Regions from separate parts of the Homo sapiens genome. Here region 1 is linked to region 2. The links are chromatin loops, found by intact Hi-C in ENCODE. Cell type or tissue: adrenal gland. All regions are shown on one strand.

Evidence for each region. Peaks named below come from ENCODE experiments on the same cell type or tissue, not always from the same donor. Only the 100,000 strongest peaks of a DNase experiment are listed, where the experiment ranks them.
Region 1: it touches region 2 in a loop (5-fold over the local background); 86 of 110 quality-filtered maps call a loop at or near these places.

What each region holds. Positions count from the first base shown.
Region 1 is chr3:182,724,404-182,726,903 of GRCh38, reverse strand. No RefSeq gene overlaps it. Among named protein-coding and RNA genes, the nearest start is that of ATP11B-DT, 68 kb to the left of the region's middle. In adrenal gland, no CTCF peak of the experiment used is centred here; a DNase peak (open chromatin) is centred at 983; H3K4me3 peaks cover 445 bases.
Region 2 is chr3:182,836,768-182,839,267 of GRCh38, reverse strand. It overlaps ATP11B (ATPase phospholipid transporting 11B (putative)), which reads right to left. Exons shown (of 30, transcript NM_014616.3): 7 at 2,094-2,197. Among named protein-coding and RNA genes, the nearest start is that of ATP11B, 45 kb to the right of the region's middle. In adrenal gland, a CTCF peak has its summit at 1,224 (motif pointing right); no DNase peak of the experiment used is centred here.

The DNA of each region.
Region 1 (2,500 bases), 110 kb after region 2:
ATACAGTGGGCCCCAGTGAAACAGTGGGCATTAATAAGCACATTCCTTTCCCTTTAAGTGTACTAAGATAGGGAAGCTAAAAGCAGACTTGAGGGGTATGCCTGCAGCTGCAAGAAGATGTATGGGAACAGACACAGAAACTCTCCCTTCCAGATAGATTAGGCAAGACAAAGAAACACAGACTAAAAGTCAGCCTATGTGGCCCAGAAATGGGATGAGAGCTGATAAAACCTCTGGTCGATACAGATAGCACATCTGGTCCCAACTGAACCGTCAGGCCCTGGGAGGATAAGACATCCCCTCCTCATGAGCCCCCTCCTCACTAGGGCATTTATAAAAACCCTGACATTTTTGCTATACCTTGGCAACCCGCTCAGGACCCCTCTCTGTAACAGAGAGCTGTTCTTTCCTTTTATCTATGAAACTCCTGCTCCAAACTCTGTCTGTGTGTGTGTCTGTGACCTCAATCTCCTTGGCTGTAAGACCAAGAGCCTTGGTATTTACCCCCCAGACAATGAGGGTGCTTCATTTTGGGGGCCCATCTGGGATTTGAAGGTGAATTCATCGGAAGGGTGAGTAGGGGAGCGGACTCTGTCCTTTCACTTCCGAGGCTTCTCAGCCTCAGTTTTTTATTCTCTCAAAGAACTATCGAAAACACTGGGCATCTGATGGCCGATTAAGGAACCACGAGAGCCTGCCGCCGGTCTTAAAGACTCATGTGAGGCTTGCTGGGGAGGACCTAGTCAATCCCCCGGTGCCCTCAGAGTGCTGGGAATGTTGGCTGTGTCCAAACTTTTGTTTGTTTGTTTGTTTTGTTTTGTTTTCACGGACAGCCTGGCTGTGGTGCTGGAATAGGTCTTGGAGCAACTGAGAATTTCTGGCCAGGGCCACACCCTGGTGTTATTCAAAAGGTTCCTGGACTGATCCCAGGCTCCGTCCGCCCGACTGGGTGTCAGCCACAGGATCTCCAGGCTTTCCTATCGCAAATTTTATTTTTCTCCTTTCCTTTCCGGCAGTCACCATACCTCCCATCCTCTCTCTCTATGCAATGCTGCGGGAGTTTTTACAGCCCAGGGAAATAATTCAATTAGGCAGGCTTAGCAACCACCTTAGCAACCAGGAATGCAGGTCAAAGGATTGATGTTTTTGTGACTCTTTACAGACAGGAGGATTTCATGATCCAGATCTCAGACTCTAACTCCTAACCATAGCACTTCCTGGGGTTGGGTGGGAGGTTACTTTCCCCCCAGTAAAAGCCCCTCTGTCCACCTAGGCTATTTCTTTTCCCATATGAGGAGCCAGCACTGCCCAGTCGGACTGGATAGTCCCTCTAGGACGCGAATTAACTTTCTCCTGCTAGGAGGTATGCTGTGGGGACAGCTTGCCACAGGTCAAACTTCTCTCTCTGTCCTTTGTTTAAAGAGCATACAGAGGCAAAGTTACTGCCTGGTGTTCCACTAGCATCACCTAGTAGAATGGGAATCCTCTCCAGGGGGAAACTTGCCTGCCGTTTGCCAAAAGCCTCTAGCTTTCCAGTTCTTCTCCCTTTTATGCCCCTCTAATAGAGACCAAACCTTATGCCCCCTCTGCGAGTGGTAGAGACCAAACCTTATGCCCCCTCTAATAGAGACCAAACCTTATGCCCCCTCTGCGAGCGGGAGAGACCAAACCTTATGCCCCCTCTGCGAGCGGGAGAGACCAAACCTTATGCCCCCTCTGTGAGCGGGAGAGACCAAACCTTATGCCCCCTCTAATAGAGACCAAAACTTATGCCCCCTCTGCGAGCGGAAGAGACCAAACCTTATGCCCCCTCTGCGAGCGGGAGAACTCTGCTTTCAGCAGTGAGGAGGAACATATCCTCCAAATCCGAATTTTAGTCTCAATACTCTATTAGCAGGAAGGCCACCATATGACCCTTATGTTCTCTTAAGACACCTATTTTACCTAAAACTATAATGGCATCTAAGTAGAAAGGGGGTTTATTTTTATTTTATTTCATTTTTTTGAGACGAAGTCTCTCTCTTTTCCCCCATTCTGGAGTGCAATGGCGCAATCTCAGCTCACTGCAACCTCCGCCTCCCGGGTTCAAGCAATTCTCCTGCCTCAGCCTCCCGAGTACCTGGGATTACAGGTGCATACCACCACACCCAGCTAATTTTTTTGTATTTTAAGTAGAGACGGGGTTTCACCATGTTGGCCAGGCTGGTCTTGAACTCCTGACCTCAGGTGATCCGCCCGCCTCGGCCTCCCAAAGTGCTGGGATTATAGGCATGAGCCACTGCGCCCGGCCAGAAAGGGGATTTTATGTCGGGAAGTTGACTGGAACCACCACCTAAGAATAATTTCTCTAGTCCGGGCAGTAGTAGCAGAGTACAAAGCTCAGTCCCAGTGCACTGAGTACAAAGCACAGGGAGTCCCAGTGCACTCCCTCCATTAAGGGGCCTTGCTCAAAGCAACTGTTACATAATCTCTCCCGAGACCCATCCATCAAGGAGCCACA
Region 2 (2,500 bases):
CCAGTGTGTGTTGTTCCCTTGTGCCCATGTGTTCTCACCAGTTAGCTCCCACTTATAAGTAAGGATATGCAGTATTTGGTTTTCTGTTCCTGTATTAGTTTGTTAAGGATAATGGCCTCCAGCTCTATCCATGTTCCTGCAAAAGACGTGATCTCTTTCTTTTTTGTGCCTACATAGTATTCTGTGGTGTATATGTACCTCATTTTCTTTATCCAATCTGCCACTGACAGGCATTTAGGTTGATTCCATGTCTTTGCTATTGCACACACATTATTTTTACATAACTGGGATCATATGAGAGCCCCAACTTTGTATCTTATTTCATTTAACATTATATTTCAGTATGTACCTATATCATTCAATTCTTTAAAAAGATTTTAAATATCTACATATATACCTATCTAAGCATTTTCCTACTTGGACATATAAAATGTTTGCAATATTTCACATGTAATATATGTGTGTGTATATATATATATATAATATATAGCACATATATGTGTTACAAGCACATAATAAAATGAAAGATATAATTTTATATAAATACTGTCTCTAACTTCTATGAGTTCCTCAAGGAGGGAAACTATTCCTTTTCATCTTATTCACCTATCACAATGAGCACACAGATGCTAAACAATAATTTGTTAAATGAATGAATGAATAAAAATGGCATTCAAAGATTTTAAGTAGTGATATAATTACGAGTTTTCTTTCTACTATAAAAGCCTGTTGCAATGATTACATTTTACTTATATTTAAAACAAAACACATACTTCCAATAAGAGAAAGTGTTTATTTAAAAAAGTTTTTTCAAACTTTCTCCCCATGTTCCAAGATAATGTAAAAACCATACACCAAAGCATTAGTTATACTTCATCTCATATTAATCTTATGCTTGCTTAGTTCTTAGTTGTCCATTTTCTGGTTTTTAATAATTATTTTACAATCTGCCATTGCCTCAGACCAGGATATAACAGCAATATAGAAATCTTAAAATTCTTCACAGTTAAATGTCTTACAGTCAGTCTATCAAGTGCTTTTAAAGCATATGATTCCAAAGTTTTTAGTTATTTGGCAAATTCTATACTGCATTTGACTTTGATGAAAGTATACAATTTTTATAACATCACATAGAGAAAACCTCCATTATAAAGATGGATCCAAAAAAAAGATACGTAAGTTTGGAAAAGCCAACGGCTAAAGACTTTGAAACATTTCAACCAACAGGGGGAGATATATAATATGACAAGAAGCTGAGGGTGATTTCTACAAATTTGCTGTAATTTATAGTCTACCACCACTTATTGAGTAAAAATGAACTTAGTTAATCGTTTAATTTTTTAATAATAAAAAGTTGTTTCCATTCCACAGCCCACATATAATTGGTAGGATTACTGAAGATGATCACTGAAGGTATACAACACTGTGTTTAGCAAACTGTAATGTTAAAAGCAGTTAGTTCCTCTGTTCCTTTCTCTCCTTTCAGAAACAAGATCTTTAAAAATCTAACAAACTAGAAAAATAGTTTTTATTTTGTGTTCACTGTGATAGATAATAAGATGAATAATAGTTTCTGTCTTTGAGAAACTCATAGCTGTTATATATTTATAGAAAATTATTTTTTACTTTATTATGTGCGTGTAAGTAAAATATTGAAAACTTTATAAGGTTATAATTTAAAAGTAGTATCCTCTAATTTAAAAGCAGTATCCTCTATAGTGGTAAAAACAAAGACATAGTCCCTGGCTTCATGGAGCTTACCAAAAAAATCATTATTTTCTTCTAAGAAAATAATCTTATGTCTACTATAACTACTGTTATAGCTACAAAGTGAGCATGCTAGTTCATAGCAAAATAGAAGGTAATGTGAAGAAACTTGTGAATATAAACTCTGGCTTTGAACTATTATCTTTTGCTTAGAATTCTAGCAATTTCTGCTCTTAGTTTTTTTCACCATTAATTGCATCTCCCACCAACCCACCCCACAAATACAGTCTCCAATTAGCTAAAGATTTCATTTTATGTTTATGGTTATTTAAAAATGAGGTCTGTAAATAGGACTTAAAATAAGTATACTGAATATCACACCATACCTGTATAAGTCTGCTTCTGGTTGCTGGCATTCTATTACAGCTACTAGAGTGTCCAAATTGGCAACTGTTTGTAATAATGCTGTTTCTGGAACTGCCACATGTGTCTGAAAAAAATGAATTAAACTGTAGAGTTTTCAGATCCAAATTGCGACCTTCAATATCAGTTATTTCAAATCTCTTTTATAGGTAAAGTAATGGCATACTGTACTTGAGATCACTCAGCTAGACAACAGAAGAGAAAGAAACATGTAAAATAAACAAGGGGCAAAGGAAGCTACTATCATTACCTGTCTAAAGAGGCCATTTGCACATAAGGAAATTAAGTCTGTGTGCATAGTCACTATTACTTTATCATAAGTAATTTAATAGGAAAAACTGTGAATTTTCACCTTTGATTACCCTCTGAA